Linked DNA regions of Homo sapiens: all the other regions are linked to region 1. A link is a contact called in ENCODE Hi-C or POLR2A ChIA-PET data. All regions are on one chromosome and are shown on one strand. Each heading gives the region's core, a stretch centred on a gene start or an enhancer-like site at or near the end of the contact. The rest is flanking DNA. Distances are from core to core; before and after follow the strand shown.

Region 1 (4,075 bases), core at 1,128-3,627:
TCAAAACTTCTGATTCCCCATCCTAGACACTGACACCACCATCCACTAAGTGACCCATTTTGTACACCTCCTTGTTTCACTTTCACCACATCCTCTCCTCGAGTCCTGTCAATTCCACTTCTGCAATGTGGTCCAGGCACTGCTCTGGCCTAGCATCCATTCCATGGTCATTAATTTGGACAAAGCCTCTACTGAACCTTCACAACAGCCTCTAGTCTCCCTCTGTCCCACTTCCGGCCACACTGCTGCCAGAAAGATCTTTTTAGAACACAGATCTCAGCATGTCATTCACCTGCTTCAAAGTCCTAGGATGACAGATGACCCCTTTCAGAGAATAACTCATCAGAATTATCTCTCTTTTGGACAGCTATTTATTTAAAAAAAAAAAAAAGAGTCATACTCTCAGAGATCCTGTAATTCCACCTCTGGCAATCAAACCCAGTAATGTGAATTAAGGAAAAGGCTCATTGTACAATGATGGTTGATCTGGTTTGGATATTTGTCCCCCCCAAATCTCATGCTGAAATGTGATCGCCAGTGTTGGAGGTGGGGCCTAGTGGGAGGTATCTGGGTCGTGGGGGCGGATTCCTCATGAATGGCTTGGTGGCCCCCCCACAATAATAAGTGAGTGCTCACTCTATTAGTTCATGTGAGATCTGGGTGTTTAAAAGAGGTGGCATCTCTCTTGCTCCCTCTCTTACCAGGTGACACGCCTGCTTCTCCTTTGCTTTCTGCCATGATTGTAAGCTTCCTGAGGCCTCACCAGAAGCAGATGCTGGCACCATGCTTCTTGTACAGCCTGCAGAACCGAGAGCCAAATAAACCTCTTTTCTTTATTAATTACCCAGCCTCAGATATTCCTTTATAGCAACACAAAACAGACTAATACACAGTTCGTAACAGCAAATACTTAGTGAAGAATTTTGAACAATAACAGCAGCTAACTCGTATTGAGTGTTTGGTATACAGCAAGCATGTGCTAAACACATTTCATAGCATTTAATTCTCAAAACAACTCTGTAAACATGTAGGACTGGGAGGCTAGGAATGATAAAGTGCCTTGCCCAAGGTCCCACTATAAGTGACCTCACATTCTCTAACCCAGGTCTGTCTGACACCCAAGTCCATACTTTTACCTACTACAGGTAATGACTAAATAAGTTACTAGTCATGTACTTGTGGAAAGTTAATGTTAAAAATTAGTTATAGGACTGGGCATGGTGTCTCACGTTGTAATCCCGCCACTTTAGGAGGCAGAGGCAAGAGGACCGCTTAAGCCCAGGAGTATGAGACCAGCCTGGGCAACATATCGAGACACTGTCTCTACAAAAAATAAACAATTGGCTGGCATGGTGGCATGTAGTCCCAGCTACCCAGGAAGCTGAGGAGGGAGGATCACTTGAACCTAGAAGGTTGAGGCTGCAGTGAGCCATGATTGTGCCACTGTACTCCAGCCTGGGCGATACTCCAGCCTGGGCGACAGAGCAAGACCTCAAAAAAAAAAAAAAAAAAAGTTATAAATACTACTTCACAACATGCTTACATTTACTATTATGTGAATAAGTGGAATACAAAATGCAGTATAATTGTTTTAAATATAGAAAAAAAACTGAAGGTAGGTATGCTAAAATGTTAACAAATAGTAAAGTGATAGAATTAGAAATACTTCTTTCTTCTACTGTTGTGCGTTTTCCAAATTCTAGTGAATGCATTAAACCCTCATGGACTCCCTCTTACCTGCAGGATAAAAACCAGTTACTTCAGCACTGCTCCTAAGGACCACCCAAGTCCACACCATCTGCCCTTCAGCTTCCCCGCTACCCTGTCAGTCCTCCAAGCCTCGTAGTCTCCCCGTTGCAGGGAAAGCCTTTTCCCCTTTTCCCCACCTGCCGAGTTCCTACTCATCCCTTAGGACCCAGCTTCTTCCTGGATACCCTTCTGGATACCCACCCAGCCCTTCTGGATACCCTACAGGGGGAACCCGCTGTCCAGAAGCCTGCAGGTGGCCCCACGGCGCCCCGCCCGCATGACGCAGCCCTCGTGGCCACGGCCCGGCCCCGCCCCGCGCTCGCGCAATCCCTTTCTCAGGCTGCGTTCGCTTTTCAGGCTGCGCGGGAGGCTGTTCTGCCTCCTTCCCAGGCAGGTGTATCCGCGACTCGCGGAGCCTCCGTCACCTTTCACTTCACGGCAGCGGCGCCCCGCCCACACCTCGACGCTTCGGACACCCAAAGAGTTGGAGGGTGGGAAAGTGCGTACCTTCTGGATCCGCTTTAGCGCCATCCTACCCCGCTGCCGGGGACCCGGGCGGCCCGGCCGGGGCTGCCTGAGGCGGCCCGCTGCCGGCTCAGCCGCCACCAAGCTGCACGCCGGGAGCCGCAGCCTGCGCTTGCGCGCGCGGGGCACTGTGGGGCCGTCGTCGCCGCGTGCCGAGCGTCCTGGCGCGGCCGAGGGGAAGCAGCGGGGCTGCCCGGGTTACGCTGGCCACCCGCACCTGGTCCTGTGGCTTCGACCACTAGTCAGCAAGGCCCCGGAGAGGCCAGCGAAGAGGAGGGGCTCGTTGGCTTTACGGAGACGCGCGGAGCACCCTCAAGGTGCCACACGCTCGCCTGCTCCCTGTTCCTACATCCTGGGCGTCTTCCCAGGCTGTCATATAACTCCTGAGAATAGTGGTTCTTAACTCTGTAAGTATATATACCCTCGTACGCCTTATGGCTGGATGCGTTACAGCCATTTCCATGTAGATGTCTGTGCATACGTTCACACGCAAAACTCTCCGCAGTTTTGGAGATCTCCGTGTTCAGTCGTACCTCACGTGATCTTGCACTGCCAACATTGAGAACCCTGGCCTTAGACTATGCATCTCCCAAACTTAATTATCTGTCTCCTTCCTATTTTCCCAAGACTTGGCAGGCGTCTAGGTCAGAGTTGTTCAAACTGAGGGTTATGAACTAGTGTGTCACGAAATCAATTTAATAGGTTGCAACCAACATTTTTTTGAAAAAAAAAAAAAAAAAGCCAGACGAGGTGGCTCACGCCTATAATCCCAGCACTTTGGGAGGCCGAGGCAGGCGGATCACTTGAGGTCAGGAGTTCGAGACCAGCCTGGCCAACATGCTGAAACTCCGTCTCTACTAAAAATACAGAAATTAGCTGGGCGTAGTGACGTATGCCTGTAATCCCAGCTACTTGAGAGGCTGAGGCACGAGAATCACTTGAACCCAGGAGGCAGAGGTTGCAGTGAGCTGAGATCACACTGTTGCACTCCAGCCTGGGTGACAGAGCGAGACTCTGTCTCAAAAATAATAAAAAATAAAAATAAAAAAACAGAATAAAATATCAGTGCATTTCACATAGTAAAGGTAAGAATTGTGGAAGTTTTGTTGGTGTGTGTATGTAGATGATATTTAATCTTCAGACTGAGACATGTTTGAGCATGAAAGTGGCTGTTAATATAATTACTCTGGGACCAACGCTGTAATCTAGAATTGTCTCCAGCCAGCCAAGACACATGGTCACCTCTATGTTTGTACTCAGTCAGCATATAAAATGTATTATAGACATTTCAATAGTTGCCCAGCTTTGTCCCTGGCTTTCACGCTCCCATTCCCCCAATCTGTCCTCCACACAACTTCATGAACTGTCTGAAATATAAAGCTTACCACACTGCATCCTTACCCAGAACTCTTCAAGGAAGCCCCGTGGCCTACAGCATCACATTCACTGTCATCCAGGGGCCTTCAAAATCCAGGATCCTCGGCCGGGCACAGTTACTCATGCCTGTAATCCCAGCACTTTGGGAGGTTGAGGTGGGTGGATCCCTTAGTCCAGGAGTTCTAGACCATCCTGGGCAACATGGTGAAACCCCGTCTCTACAAAAAATACAAAACTTAGCTGGGCATGGTGGTGTGCACCTGTAGTCCCAGCTACTTGGGAGGCTTACTTGAGCCCAGGAGATCAAAGTTGCAGTGAGTTGTGATGGCACCACTGCACTCCAGGCTGGGAGACAAAGCAAGACCCTGTCTCAAAAAAACAAAAACTCAAAGTATCCTCCAGCTTTACCTTCTCCTTCCTACCT
Region 2 (4,075 bases), core at 777-3,276, 280 kb after region 1:
GGAAGGGCTCTGGGGAGACTTGGTTGATCCTCACTGCCTGAGCACTCTTGAGTCCTCACTCTTTCGGCTGCTTGTAAAATAATTCTTCTGTTTTTTTTTTTTTTTGGTGGTGGGGGAGTATGAATGTGGCTTTCAGAGTTGGATGTTATAAAACATAGTCATTTGGAAGTTGGGAACTTTTTATTTTTGTTATCTTGTTTTTAATACAGGATGTTTGCCACACGAGTCACTCGAGAGAATCTCTGAGTCCTGGCGAGGGCTTTCTGAGGCTTCGTGTGTTAGCAGCTGTTGTCTTCCAACTCAGCGGCAGGTTTGCCTTTCCCCACGGACACTCTGGACCTTGTAGCTCCTCAAGCTTCCCTGTCTATTGAGCAGATAGGAAGCCGTGTCAAATATGTGGCACCTTGAGGAAATGCCTAGTGAATGACAGTATGTCCTATTGTGCTCTAACTTTATTTCAGCCTTATTTCTTTTCTGAATATTATTTTTCATTTATCTTCATTTCCTTACCTATTTTCTTTTCTTCTAAAGTATGTATCTTTGTTAGCTCCATCATCCTTTTTGGAATGAGCAAGTATAAAAATAAGTAAATAAATAAGACCCATCCTAAGTATTTTAAGAAACCACCCTTTTGCGGCACACTTGCTACCTTGGTCTTAGCTCTGGGCTTTGGTGTCCTCTGGCAGTCCTGCTGCATTGCCTTCTCTCCCCCATCTGCCCACCCCTGTCCCAGAGAGATTTTTCTGTAGCCCCTCATCTGCAGAGTCCGACAGCTCAGGGTCGAGGGTCTTTCTTAGCAGTAATCACCCACTATGCTCTCACCCCTCCATTTCTGGACATGCTTCCTGTGGCTTCTCTCCTGCGCTTTACACTTCAGCAGTTCTTGTTTCTGCTCACTCTGCCTTTGTTTGTCATTTCCTGGATTTGAAGCTGTTCTGCTCTTTTCACCTTTCTCTTCTCAAGGTAAACTTCCTCTGTGAAACCTCCGCTGATGCCCTGCAGCAAGGTTGACCACTTCCTGAGTGTTACTTCCTCTCTTGGTGCATATGTCTGGTTGCACTAACCAGGCTGCTGCTAGCCCAAAGGCACCTTTGTGCAAATTAGAAAAAGACAACCATCCCCATCCCTTCTTCAAGATACTTTATAGTACTTCCAACTGTTGGCAAACTGTCTTAATAAAGATACAAATCTTTGATTTCTCTAATGTGCATGGTGCCCTACAAGGGTTGTGCAGTGCATAGCCGTGCAGTTGCATGTGATAGATCTATGTTATAATTATTTGTTTAATTGTCTGTATTCCCCTCAGGACCAAGGAAAATTCCTTATATCTTGATACTGTTTTTATATTCTTACTGTCTGACCAGATCAGACCCTCAGTAACCGTTTGCTAAACAAAAGAAGGAATGAAGGTACAAATATGTATCCACCTTGTCTGGAAAAATAGCAGGAAAGGCATGCCTGCCAAGGACTTTTACACTGAACAGTAAGAATATATTTTAGCTCAGAGACACTGTTTGTTTTCACATTTCAATATTGCTTTAATTAGATATCTTAAAGCTCGTGTACCACAGTGGTTGAAAGAGCAGATGCTGGAGCCAGACTGCATGAATTTGAATCCCAGTTCTACCACTTATTCACTTATTAGTGCACCTTTGGGCATGTTACTTAACCTTTCTGTGCCTCAGTTTACTCATCTGCAAAATGAGCGTGATGATAATAGTTCCTACTTCAAAGGGTTGTGAGAATTAAATGAATTATATAAAGTGCTTAGAATAGTACAAGACACATAATAGTCAGAGACAGAAGTATTAGGTATTATCAATATTGTTAAAGTCCATGTATAAGTTTACTGTACTATTGTTTCTTTTTAACTCTGAAGTGCTGTTTTCACTCTGTCACGTACAGCTTTTATTGCTAGCATCTTGCTTCTGCAGGTCCAGCCTCCTGTTGATTGGCCCTGTGTTTGTGCTGTGGTCAAAGCACTTGCTGTCTGCGGTTCTCCCTTGTGCACACCGGTTCTTTGGTTGCTGTAACAAAAACTACATAGGACACAGACAGGAAACCCGCAGGCTTTGTTTTTTCTTCCTAATTTGGCAGCAGAAGGGGGAAAAACCAGGGCCTTTCACAGACAAGGCTTGTTTTAGAGTTTAATTTTAACTTCTTGTTCGTGTTCTAAAGCTTGGGTTGGTAATAAATCTTGGCTGTATGAGACTAGAGAGAACTGGGCTTTAAAAATATGATTTTAATGTAAAATCTTTTCTAATTGCAGGACAACTTGCCTTTGATGATTTTCAAGAGAGTTGTGCTATGATGTGGCAAAAGGTAATGGAATGTTCCAGGGCCAAGTTCCCCACTAGAACCTGCCAGGGTATTCTCGAGTTAGACAATAGAAGAAAGTCACTCCCTGAATAGTTATGGGCTTCTCCTGGTCTTTAGGGTTCACTTGTGCTTTAACTTCACAGGAGGGATGGGCATTTTCTGCATTGTTTCCCACTCTGTCTTTCTCTCGTGTCTCATGCTGGCGTTGGAAGCTGTAACACTCTGGGAACCTCTCCATAACCCAGTCTGGCTGCCTCACCCTGTTGAGCTCTCTTCAAATTAAGCAAGATCTGACTAATACATTCTTCAGAGATGCTCTGACCGTTTTCATTATGAGAACTAAATGACTTTTCCCAGATCACATTACTGTAATTAACTTTACACTCATTTTGATACTCTTACATATTATAAGAGTGGATGGATGGTATGCTGTATTTACCGAGCTGGCATCCCTCCATCTGTTCATTCAGCCTGAGTCATAACCAGAGTTTCCTCATCCCAAGGGTGGTGCATTTTTCAAAATATGAAAGGAGCCAGTGACAGCTCCAGCCCATTCGCAGGCTTACAGGACCAGCCATTGCCACAAAGGATAAGCTTCCTGTTTACCAGTTGGCCTGAGACAAAGTGGTTGTGCTTCCTGGCCATGCGGGGCTTGGCACACAGTCTGGGCTGTGTCTGTCAGGATGGTGGGCTGAATGCTCGCTCTGTGCTGGGCTGGCTGGGGGTGGCAGGGCCCCCACAGCATGGGTCCTGGACATGGGCCACTCTCGAGAGGGCACCCTCAGGAGGGCACTCAGTTTGGCTTCAGAACCAACCCTGGCATTTGGAAAGGAAGCAAATGAGGGAGGGCGGTCTGGCCTCCTTTCTGGCTTCCTTAATGCTTCTTTCCTTTAGGGGTCCAAGCCGGGCAAATCCCCTTGGCACAAAACTGGGAATCCTACAATAAATTTGTATCTTTTGTTTTTAAGTATGCAGGAAGCAGGCGGTCAATGCCTCTGGGAGCAAGGATCCTTTTCCACGGTGTGTTCTATGCCGGGGGCTTTGCCATTGTGTATTACCTCATTCAAAGTAAGTATCCTGCTAGCCGCCTGCGGCCTGACCTCCTCCTAGCCTGCTCCTGCTCCTCCATCAGAGGAAATACTTGAGATGCTTTGTTTAGATTAGAGAAAGGAGGAGAGGGTGATTTTAAAGGCTAGTCCACCATTTCGTTGGCTATAGCTTCCTCTGTATCCTGTAATCTCAGTTTTTCCAGGAGCAACGAGTACAAATAAAAGGACCAGGACTAATATGCATAAGAAGCCCAGCAAAGCACGATGGGCTTTCAGTCCAGTGCACACACAGGGGCTCCATCAAGATTCTGAGATTATATAAAGAAGGGACAGAGGGAAGGGGAATACCAGATGGTTCACAGGTGGGGAAAGCTGTGGCTGTGCGTCCAGCATTGTCAGACTTTTTTTGCACTTTCATTCTCTGCTGTTGATTTAATGGAGGAGGGACCATGAGCAAGGAACTCTGGCAGGGGCAGAAAATAAAAGCAGAGACCACGATGGCAAAATCCCGACAGATGCCGCTTCCAGCCCCACTGCACTCAAATTTGAATTTGTAAAGACAGGCCACAATTACTGTCAGCAGCCAGGACATTTAAGGTCATTTTAATGCTACTGGTGGCAAAGCGGCAGCAGTTTTTTCTAGACTGGCTTTTTTTAGGCTCCTTTATCCCCACCCAGCTTGGCTCGTCATCCACTCTGCAACATTT
Region 3 (4,075 bases), core at 847-3,346, 260 kb after region 1:
GAAGAAATACCCAAAACTGGGTAATTTATAAAGAAAAGAGGTTTCATTTACTCACAGTTCCACGTGGCTTGGGAGGCCTCAGGAAACTTAGAATCATGGCAGAAGGCACTTCTTCACAGGGCAGCAGGAGAGAGAATGAGTGCAAGCAGTGGAAATGGCAGACGCTTATAAAACCACCAGATCTCATGAGACTCACTATCACGAGAACAGCATGGGGGAAACTGCCCTGTGATCTGATTACCTCCACCTGGTCTTGCCCTTGACACATGTGTATTACAGTCCAAGATGAGGTTTTGGGTGGAGACACAGCCAAACCATATCACGTAGTTTGCAAATATTTTTTCTCGTTGTAGAAAAATATTTATCTCATGGCCTGCAGCCATGAGCATGGAGTGTTTTTCCATTTGTTTGTGTCATCTCTGATTTCTTTGAGCAGTATGTTTTGTAGTTCTCCTTGTAGAGACTTTAACCTCCTTCATTAGATATATTCCTAGATACCTTCTTTATTTTTTCGTGGCCATTATAAATGGGATTCTTTGTTCATTTTTAATTGGGTTGTCTTTTAATTATTGAGTTAACAATAGTTCTTTATATGTATTCTAGATACAAGTCCATTGCCAAATATATGATTTGCTTTTTTTTTTTCCGTTTCTGTGGGTTGTTTTCACTTTCTTCATGGTGTCACAAGTATTTTTAATGTTGTTAAAGTCCAATTTATCTATTTGTTTTTTGTCACTTGTGCTTTTGGTGTTATATCAAGGAACGATTGTCTAATCCAAGCTAATGAAGACTTATTCTCATGTTTCTTCTAGGAGTTTTAGAATTTAGTGCTTACATGTAGGTCTGTGATTCATTTTCAGTTGATTTTTGTGTATGGTGTTAGGAAGGGTTCCAACTTCATTTATTATTTTGCATGTGGATATCCAGTTGTCTCAGCATCATATGTTGAAAAGACTATTCATTCTTTCTCTATTTTATTGTCTTGGTACTCCTGTTGAAAATCAAATGACCTTGGATAAAAGGGTTTACTTCTGAACTCTCATCAGATGTTTTTAAATGGCAGTTTTAATTTTAATAAATTTACTGATAATTTATTGGAGAAATGATTATGAAACACATCCTGTGAGCCAGGCACTACCTTAGCTTGCAGAGTTATGGCAGTAAACAAGAGAGAGACTCCCTTGACCTTGCAGATTACATTTTAGTGGAGAATGAAAAGATATGTGAAGAATATAAAACACTTGGGAACATTAATTAGAGAAGGATAAAAGTATATGTTTGTGGGCATTACATTGTTTTCTTCACATAGCCCTCTATGTCTCTTTTAGTGCATTTAGCTCTTCCTGCCATGTCTATAGTTAATATTTTTATATGCATGTGTAATCTACCCGACTAGGCTAAACACTTCTTCAGGTCAAGGTCTGTCTTTGCCAGTCTCTCCCATCTAGATATAGTACGTGTTTAGTGGGTATGTGATGAATGAATAAATAGATTAATTACTTTTGGGGACTGAGTTTATGATGAAAATTTTTTTTTTTTTAGACCAAGTCTCACCCTGTTGCTCAGGCTGTAGTGCAGTGGTGCAGTCTCGGCTCACTGCAGCCTCTGCCTCCCAGGTTCAGGTGATTCTTCTGCCTTAGTCTCCCAAATAGCTGGGACTACAGGTACCCACCACCACACCCAGTTAATTTTTTTCTGTATTTTTAGTAGAGATCATGTTTCACCATGTTGGCCAGGCTGGTCTTGAACTCCTGATCTCAAGTGATCCTTCTGCCTCGGCCTCCCAAAGTGCTGGGATTACAGGCGTGAACCACTGTGCCTGGCCTGAATGTTTTATACACATCCATTAATATATGCATAAACCTTTAAAATATCCATGTTATTCAGAGCTGTTACAATAGTTTGGAAATAAGAGTGGAATCCTTTATATTTGTGTTACTCTAGGTTACACTTCTTTTTTTATCTAGAATCTCAAGCTAAGTCTCCCTGCTTCAGCCCAGATTTCTATTTGGTACTTAACCTCAGCCAGGGCCCCGCTTTCCTTTCCTTCCTCACTCAAGTAATTTCAGCCCTCATTCTGTCCATAATGAGTCACTGAGCACCTCTCTCATCTGTTTCCGTCAGGGAGTGAACCAATATTTTAAATTTTAACCCAAGAACAGAAACCTGGGCAAGTCCTGGGTAGGGTAAAGTTATTTGATGTGATGGTTTTTTTTTTTTAATTTTTTTTTGGTTTTAAGGAGTGAAAAGTTTAATAGGCAAGAAAGAAGGAAGGAAGAAGAAAACAGCTCCCCTGTACAAAGATAAAGGGAGGGGGCGATTCGAACAAAGAGAAAACCCTGTGTGCGTCAGAAAAGTGGCTGCTTATATGAGGAGGCTAGAGGAGGTGGTGCCTGATTTGCATAGCGCTCAGGGGATTGGTTTGACCAGGCATGTCACTCACGTAGCCCGCGGAAAAAACTGGCCCTCCCACCCTAGCTTTTTAATATGCAAATGCAGGGTGCCATGATGCTCTACACATATGGGGATATGTGGGGGCGGCCGTGTTGCCAGGCACCTGTGAGGCGAGGGGAAGAAGGTGGCAGGAATCACCATGTTTGGGTGGACCCAGTTTCTAATGGCCTGTATTTGCATATCAAAGGTTGCTGACTCGGCTCTAAGAGCTGGGGTTTGCTAGACAAGAAACGTTTCTGGAGCCGCTTTAAAGGAAATGAAAACTTCCCCAAGGACCCCTTTTCCTAGCTGCCTAAAATAATTTCTTAATAAACTCCTATAACATCCCCCCATGTGGAGATGTCACCATAACTGCTCTTAAGGGGTTTTGGGTGATGACTCTTTCTGGCTATTTCCTGCTGAGAAGGGGCATCGAATGGGGAACAGCAGCTAGGGCTTCTCCTGGGGTTGATCTAAGGGTCCTTGGAAGAAAGGTGTGTTCCTGTGTGGTTTAGTTTGCAGCACTATTTGGAGTTTGATTGCTTCTAGGTGAGAGGAAACAATTCAAGTTATAGTATTGAGTATACAGGGTCCAAATATTAATACAAGACATAAGTTCTCTGTCCAATATTTCAGTTAGAAGGTGCTACTCTGTATAACCCTATTGCAAATAGTAGAGTGAGTATAGCAGTTCCCACAAGTGTGGTATAGTAGATAATTTTCATCTAAAATTTTACTTGCCAAGATATTTGGGGATTTATGAAGTTCCTTGGTTTTATTTCCCAAACAAAGAAACCTCAGGGTTATGGGCACCCTACTCACTTTCATTACCTGGCAGAATTTGCAGGATAATTGCCCAGAACCAGCATATTGATCCAGATTTTTATGTTATCCATCCCATTTTGTTTCATCCAAGCTGTAGGAGATCGCCACTTGATTCACAGGAATAAGCAGGGTTAGTCTAAAATGTAGGCAAAAAGCTTAAAAACAATTAGACTAGGATTTAATGACAAATGTATGATAAGCTTTGGAGCACAATTTCTCTCTCCAGTCCTCATTTTTTGTAAAAACAAATTATGATAGGACCGTGTGTGTTGTTTGTAGAATAAATTTTAGTCTTATACTTGGCCTGATTATTTGCATAAAGTGCAGCAAGAGTGGTTATTTCTACATAGGCCTTTTGGATTGGCTTTGATGGAACTCTGTTCCACAGGAATCTCAGATAAGACCTTTAAAGCTGAGCCCAGCCATCCACATGGGTTTGTATCCTCAAATACCTGTGAGTTGGGTGATCTCCTCTTGAGGTCCCAAGATAAACTTGGAGCTGCTGGACCTGTTAGAAAGTGACATTCTTTACTGACGACAGGTTAAGATCTCTGTTCATGGACTGTGTAGACAAGGTATGAGGCCAGTACTCCCCAAGGGGCTTTTATTGGCTCTGCATGTCAAGCTTGATTCCTTAAAGGGAAACACACCCTTTCAGTCAAAGCCTTGGTAAAATAACCAGTTTTACCAATTGTGTCCTGTCGACAAAGAAAAATGGATTCTTATTGCACTGATGGAAACAATTATATTGCTGTAAGTTAAGAGTACTCACAGATAGTTTCCAAATTCTGGAGGAACCAGGCAGAGAAAAAGAAAC

What was found. A loop is a pair of places that touch in the nucleus more often than their neighbours do. ChIA-PET counts read pairs that join two places held with the same protein, here RNA polymerase II (POLR2A). Pooled maps may share reads with other maps.
Region 2: a map of naive thymus-derived CD4-positive, alpha-beta T cell shows a loop between it and region 1 (2.8-fold over the local background). The contact joins the enhancer-like site here to the promoter of UBE2D4 in region 1. A Hi-C loop is called at or near these places in 1 of 168 maps with a recorded cell type or tissue (naive thymus-derived CD4-positive, alpha-beta T cell), 1 of 37 single-sample maps with no recorded cell type and 8 of 50 pooled maps. POLR2A ChIA-PET finds 5 or more read pairs at or near these places in 2 of 52 experiments (Panc1 and activated B cell).
Region 3: a pooled map shows a loop between it and region 1 (4-fold over the local background). The contact joins the enhancer-like site here to the promoter of UBE2D4 in region 1. A Hi-C loop is called at or near these places in 1 of 168 maps with a recorded cell type or tissue (naive thymus-derived CD4-positive, alpha-beta T cell) and 4 of 50 pooled maps. POLR2A ChIA-PET finds 5 or more read pairs at or near these places in 1 of 52 experiments (Panc1).

The regions. Positions count from the first base shown.
Region 1 is chr7:43,924,738-43,928,812 of GRCh38, reverse strand. It overlaps UBE2D4 (ubiquitin conjugating enzyme E2 D4), which reads right to left and starts at 2,377. Exons shown (of 7, transcript NM_015983.4): 1 at 2,257-2,377. The coding sequence starts at 2,280. It also overlaps a transcript of URGCP not described here. RefSeq lists a silencer at 1,944-2,483.
Region 2 is chr7:43,646,847-43,650,921 of GRCh38, reverse strand. It overlaps COA1 (cytochrome c oxidase assembly factor 1), which reads left to right. Exons shown (of 6, transcript NM_018224.4): 2 at 2,270-2,322; 3 at 3,288-3,387. The coding sequence starts at 2,308. Among named protein-coding and RNA genes, the nearest start is that of STK17A, 66 kb to the right of the region's middle. RefSeq lists enhancers at 795-884, 1,527-2,388, 2,658-2,952, 3,983-4,075, 3,251-4,075. Within about 2 kb of position 2,026, at least 40 of the 41 ENCODE cell types and tissues checked have a DNase peak (open chromatin) inside an H3K27ac peak, as active enhancers do; they include Panc1, where a contact is called at or near this core.
Region 3 is chr7:43,667,917-43,671,991 of GRCh38, reverse strand. All of the region lies in intron 1 of COA1 (cytochrome c oxidase assembly factor 1), which reads left to right. Among named protein-coding and RNA genes, the nearest start is that of COA1, 60 kb to the left of the region's middle. RefSeq lists a silencer at 2,090-2,139. Within about 2 kb of position 2,096, at least 4 of the 41 ENCODE cell types and tissues checked have a DNase peak (open chromatin) inside an H3K27ac peak, as active enhancers do.